Regions from separate parts of the Homo sapiens genome. Here region 1 is linked to region 2. A link is a contact called in ENCODE Hi-C or POLR2A ChIA-PET data. All regions are on one chromosome and are shown on one strand. Each heading gives the region's core, a stretch centred on a gene start or an enhancer-like site at or near the end of the contact. The rest is flanking DNA. Distances are from core to core; before and after follow the strand shown.

The links. A loop is a pair of places that touch in the nucleus more often than their neighbours do. ChIA-PET counts read pairs that join two places held with the same protein, here RNA polymerase II (POLR2A). Pooled maps may share reads with other maps.
Region 1: a loop to region 2 is called in a pooled map, with 2.2 times the contacts of the local background. The contact joins two enhancer-like sites. A Hi-C loop is called at or near these places in 13 of 168 maps with a recorded cell type or tissue (Caco-2, aorta, ascending aorta and 9 more), 10 of 37 single-sample maps with no recorded cell type and 29 of 50 pooled maps. POLR2A ChIA-PET finds 5 or more read pairs at or near these places in 8 of 52 experiments (A549, AG04449, BJ and 5 more).

Annotation. Positions count from the first base shown.
Region 1 is chr4:82,779,520-82,782,666 of GRCh38, reverse strand. The region is part of intron 1 of SCD5 (stearoyl-CoA desaturase 5); the gene reads left to right. Among named protein-coding and RNA genes, the nearest start is that of SCD5, 18 kb to the left of the region's middle. Within about 2 kb of position 1,757, at least 14 of the 41 ENCODE cell types and tissues checked have a DNase peak (open chromatin) inside an H3K27ac peak, as active enhancers do; they include dorsolateral prefrontal cortex, where a contact is called at or near this core.
Region 2 is chr4:82,460,633-82,463,810 of GRCh38, reverse strand. ENOPH1 (enolase-phosphatase 1) reads right to left here. Exons shown (of 6, transcript NM_021204.5): 6 at 2,634-3,178. Among named protein-coding and RNA genes, the nearest start is that of ENOPH1, 32 kb to the right of the region's middle. Within about 2 kb of position 1,255, at least 3 of the 41 ENCODE cell types and tissues checked have a DNase peak (open chromatin) inside an H3K27ac peak, as active enhancers do; they include dorsolateral prefrontal cortex, where a contact is called at or near this core.

The DNA of each region.
Region 1 (3,147 bases), core at 508-3,007, 320 kb before region 2:
GTTTTCTTGGGGGAGGATGGGGGTGGGGATGGGAATAGATACTTGGATTGTCCCTTAGATGTGTGGGGAAAAGCTGTTAGGAAGTAGGAGGTGAAAAAGGACCCTGGAGAAAGCCTCAAATAAGTAGCTTTGGGCACAAACCTTAACCTGCACCTTGGGAGAGGAACAGGAAACCTTCTTTTCTAGGATTGGTGTGAGGACTAAATCAGGGGCAGCAGCTGCTTCCCAGGAAGGACCAGCCCTGCTATGGGAGTAGTTATTACCCCCAGAACCGGACAAGCACACTGATGCTGTCATTCCACTGTATTTCTGGATTTCCGCTGTATTTCAGGATTTCTGCTGTATGTCTGTATTCTAGTAAATTTGTTAATTCTAAATATGGAGGTTCATGGAGCTCTTCTCTAAGGTCCCTTCTTATCTCTGGAGACTTTTATAATCACCTCATTTGGAGAGGAGCAGACACTTCCCTCGATCAGTCATGCCCCTTTTTCAGGCAGGCCGGAGACACAGTGCAGTTCTTCATGGGACTAAATTGTCTTTAGGGGCATCCTAGATTTAGTCTTCTCTGTGACCCAAGATAGGAGGGTCCTTTGTAAGTGTTTCTGAGCCACTGACAAATGGGCGGAAAGACAGCCAGGCTCTAGATGTTAAATGCAACTGAGAGGTGGGGAGGACTTAATCCTCACCTGCATCCTGTCAACAGTGGCCACATGACATAGGTGATTTTGCTCACCCACAGGGTGATGAGGTCTGATGACCACCCTCATCTAGGACAGTAATCTGTCTTAGTCTGTTTTGTGCTGCTATGTCAGAATACTGGGTAACTTCAAATGAACAGAAATTCATTTTCCATAATACTGGAAGGTGGGAAGTCCAAGACTGAGGGGCTGGTATTTGGTGAGGGCCTTCTTGTTGCATCATCCTATTATGCAAGGGCAATGAGAGGGTGAGAGAGAGCAAGAGGGAGCCCACCTCATCCTTTTATAGTTAGTCCACTCCTACAGTAATGGCATTAATTCCTTCATAAGGGTAGTGGCCCAGTAACCCAAACACCTCCCATTAGGCCTGCTTCCCAACACTGTGGCACTGGGAATCAAGTTTCCAACACATGAACTTAGGGAGACACATTCAAACCACAGCATAACCCAAGTGGATATTTCCATTCCTTCTGCTGTTGAATCTTTCCCCTCCCTTCTCTTGGAAAGGAGATGTACTTTCCAAGTCCTTTTTTCTTTCTTTCTTTTTTTTTTTGAGACAGAGTCTCACTCTGTCAGCCAGGCTAGAGTGCAGTGGCGTGATCCCAGCTCACTGCAACCTCTGCCTCCCGGGTTCAAGCTATTCTCCTGCCTCAGCCTCCCTAGTAGCTGGGACTACAGGAGCACGCCGCCACGCCTGACTAATTATTTTGTATTTTAGTAGAGATAGGGTTTCACCATGTTGCCCAGGCTGGTCTCGAACTCCTGAGCTCAGGCAATCTGCCTGCCTCGGCCTCCCAAAGTGCTAGGATTACAGGCATGAGCCACCACGCCCGGCCCTCAAGTCCTTTTTTCTTTTAGTGTGAATGATTCTCAAGCCCTAGCTGGTGCTTGTTTATTTTGAGGCTTCTCCAGCCCTCCTCTGGGGGGCCCTGCTGCGTTTCTCTCCCTTTCAATTATGTGAGTGTGAGGAGGCTGGTGGGGGCCTTCTAGACCTAGCCAGGGCCCACCTCTAACTGTTGGTGTCTTCATAGGGAAGAGGAAATACAAAGCACTGTGAAAGCAAAGCCGCCCCTTGGCCCTGTGCCCGGACCTCCCCTGACGCTGTGGAAGCAGCAGGCCCCGGAGAAGCAGCCGTCCAGGCTGGCCCCCTGGGGCCTCCTGGGGTGGCCAGGTGTTTCTTCAGTCTGAAGGTTGAAGGGAGAGATTTTGGACTCAGATAAATTTTTGCTGAATAGCTGAAGTGCTAATTAATCTCCCAAGTCTCCCTTTGGCCAGGGCCATTTCTGGTGGATATTAATTGGGCTTATGAGACAGATGAAGTATTTTAAGGAGCAAAAGAAGTTCTCCAGGCACTGTTGTGATAATGCTGAATGTGCAAATTGGTGTTTTTAGTCTCTGTTCAGATTTGAGAGCAGTGAGGGAGCCCTTTTTGGGATGTGCTTTTCTGCACCTGCTTGGAGACTGGCAGGCTGAGAGATTTAGGTGTCTGATTAAATTCCATTTTCCACACATTTGTGGACATGGGCCTAGTGTGTGCTAAGTGCTAAGAATACACAGGTAAGCAAGCTATCATTCCTACTCACGAGATCTAGAAGGGGAGATGGACCTAGGCCAGTTATAATGCAGTGTGAGGAATGCCAGCAGAGAAGTAGGCCTGGGGTGCAGGTGTGACTAGAGGAGAGTGGTCAAGGACACCTGCATGGTGGGGGTGACACCAAGTTACCTTTGAATAGGTGAATGGGAGTTCTCCAGGCAGAAACACCAGGGAAAATGCATTCCCAACAGCTGTAACAGCACATGCTAGGCATGGAATGTAGAACTGTGCAAGAAAACTGGCTACAGATGTTCCTAAACATTTATGTGCTTTCTGTGCATCAGGCATGGGCCTAAGTGCTTCCTGTATTATAACTCTTTTAATCCACATAGTAACTCTATGAAGTAATTATAGGGCCACAGTATCCTTGCTGTAGTTAGGAACAGCAACAATAACTTTGAGAACAAAAGTTATTTTATAACTAATTTAGAGAGAAAACTTGACCCAGTGAATCCATTTGGTGGCAAAACTGACCTATTTAGTCTGAATAGTCATATTGTGTTTGATGATGGACTCACTGTGGGCATTATTGTAGTGCAAATGCACTATACAAAAATCTGAAAAATTGTGAACCTTGAAGCACATCTGACCCCAAGGTTTTGGGTAAGGAATGACAGCCTCGTCCTGGTGTCATCCACATTTTGCTTTTGAGGAAACAAAGAGACAGGGAGGAGTGATTTGCCCAAGGTCACAGAGCTGTTAAGGGGCCGTCAGGGTTTGCATGAGGTTGTTCTGGTTCCTGAGCCCTGCCTAGCATCCTTAGGCAACACAGTCCTGAAGGTTCTGACTTCCTACAGAGGAGTGATTTGGGCACTCCATGTGTGGGCAGCTCTGGGACAGCATTGCCCACTGATG
Region 2 (3,178 bases), core at 6-2,505:
CATTCCAGAGTCTGGCCAGCGTCGTGGGCATGAGCTACAGTGGCAATGGTAGCAGGCTTCCTGAGCTAACCACTGTGAGGTGTCCTCTAACTCCACAGTCCAGTGGTAGTTGCCCTGACTCTTCTCCCAGTTCTTCCACTGATGTTGTATACACCTAACTCCTTGTGATTTTTGCCTGCAGCACTCAACCCTGATATACTTAACTCACCTTCCTGCATGCAGTCATGCCCACTTATAAACCATTCTCCATTCCATACAGAATTCCTTAAATATGTAAACCACTCAGGTTATCTTCTGCTCAAAGTCCTCCAGGGGCTTTTTACCATACTTAGAATACAATTCAAACTTCTTACTGGAGTACAAAGCACTATCATCTGGCTTCAGCCCACTTCTCTGATGGTATCCAGCCACTGGGCTCTCAATTCCTGAAAAAGGCCAAGCTTTGCCCTAGATCTGTGCTATGCTGTTCCATCTGCATGGAACACCAGTTCTCCTAGTTTCCTACATGTCTTCCATGTCATTTAGATTAGATGTCACCTTCTCATCACCCCTCCTGTAAAGTTATTCTACCCTGTGTTCTCTGCAGAGCGCTTACTAGTATCTAATTTTTTCTTGTCTTAGTCACCATTGTTTCTCTTCTCGAAAAATGTATGCACAATGGGAGTAGAGAGGAACTTTGTCCCCTCATAGCAGATCTGGGATGCAAGGTAAATGCTTAATAAATATTTAAGGAATAAATTTGGGTTGAATTTGTAAGGTAGAAATTTTACTTCTGTCAGTTACTCCAAGTGTTTTAGTAAAAACTCCACGTTATTCTTAAATATTAGGTTGAGGATAATATCACTTTGCCATCTGGGCACAGGTGGTAGGTTAACAAACTTTTGGAATATATTATACTCAACTTTGTACTCGTGGGAATAAAAAAAGCCCTGAAAACAATCCCTTTTTAACACTGCCGCTGGAAAAAGGGGCTAAAAATCACTAATTTTTTATTGAGGAAAAGGAATATTAGATAGTTGGATTTCATTCAGGATTACTGCCATTTTTTCCAAACTACTCCAACTCTTGCAACATCAAGCTTTTGGCTTGTAAGGATAAACAAAATATAGTTTTCTCTCTCTTAGCTCCATCTGCTGTATTTGGCGGGCGACGGGGCGGGGGTTGGGGGAGGGGGGGAGGAGGGGTGGAGCCTCACACTTCATATCAAGTCTGGAGAAACAGCACCATCTGCTGGGGAAAGGCTGCCGTGCATCTGCCCTGGCAATAAGCCAGTGGCTTTCAACCTTTCCTTGTGCAACTACACATTTGACATTCTGCGTAGCAACTAAAACCCGCTTTCCAGACCAAAAAGAAGTCCTGCTACTCCAGAAATGTTGATAAGATTAGAGAATCTTCTGTTAAGGGCTTCTCTTCTAAAAAACCAACCTGGGCTTTGACCCAAGATTAGAAATCAGCGCCACTGTAGGAAAGAGAACAACAGAGGTACATCTGGATTAATAAACAGGAATAAAAAGAGCCACAACTTTAAGACGCTTTTGTCCTCCATATTCTCTGCAAACAAGAGGCTGAGGCCTTTGTCCTCTTTTTGGAAGTTCCAGAGGTTTTTTGCCTTCCTTCCCCTCATAAGGACTATGAATTCATCTGACTTCATCTTCTAGCTCATTATCCACATTAAAAAAAGTTTTTTAATGATGCATAACTGTGCATATTTATGGGGTACACTGTGGTGTTTCAATACATGTATACATTGTGTATCACTGCTTACATTCTTAGATAGGTATTTTTCCTCTCTTGCCAATCTACTTTATCTTTCAAATTCTTCCTACGACCTTTCTCCATCATTTGTGAATGGTTTTCCTAGGATCTAAAAACGATTCCATTCAACTAGTTTTTCCCTTACTTTGCAAAATAAATCTGATACTTCAATTTTCTCTTAATTCCTGAAATCTATTGATTTTCTGTCCTCCTTACTCAGTGTACATGGGTAGTAAAATGCCTCTCCACCTCAATCCTTTGCTGGCTAGATGCTGTGTGCCTTCCTTTTTATTCAATTCCTTTCTAATCTAGATCCTAGTGCCTAATCTTCTCATTTCTTCATTTTCCAACTACTCCTTAAATAACATTAAGATATACCCCTTTCTGCCATCTGCCTATGAGCTTTCCAAAAAAGGTATTAAGTTCATCCTTTTATTACTATTTGTGGTTTTATCATCATTTACAAATTATTCCCATTTCTAAGATGTACCTAAACTCATTTCCTTTCTTTTTTATTCATATATTTTCATAGACCCTAGATTTCTTAATTGGCTACTAGATCAAAATTATCAACATAAAATCTTTTATATCCCCTGTCCTCTCATAGTTCTAAGACTTCTTTTTCCTTATTCAAAGCATTTCTAAAATTGCTCCTCCAGGATTCGTGAGTTTTTCTTGATTAGTTAGGAGAGTAACTCCCTCCTTCAAGCATTACCTTAGAGACCTCAAAGTTAAGATTCTCAAAAATATAAGGAACTCCACTCATATCCTGAATGCTTACTATCCAAATGGAATAGTAACCTTATATGTATACATAACTCAAATAATAACCATGAATTGCCACCGGCACTCCATTAAAACACACACATGATACACGATTAAGATAAGAGCTAAATATTCTTGTTTTTCAGTTTCTCTTTTGCTATGGCGGCATGTGGATAGAGTTCAGGAACCTATATAAAACTGAGTGAAGAAAAAATGCTTTTATTAATCACAACATGAAATTAACATGACATCGTATTAGAATTAAACCAGGATAAATACTGCTGTTATAAAATTTACATTTCTCACATCCATTCCAGAGGAAAATCTTACATATTAGGGCTCATCTTAATGTTATGGACTGATTTCAGTAAAACTTTTTAAATAGTAAATAGCAATTAACGTATTCTCAAACTGTGCTAAGTAGTTAGAAAGGCAACTATAAAATCTATAATGATAACACGTGGCAGGATTAGAACTGTTCTGTTAAACATTAAGAACCACATCTCTGTTTTAGATGTTACCTCAGTGCACCTTTTTCACTGGTAAGGCAACTGCTTGCTGTGGGTGCCACAATGATTACCAAGTTTCTTCTTAAGTAAAAGACACTTGTTTGATCAAGACTCAAGTGAGTTTTCTTTCCCAATTTTGTTCTTTTGAA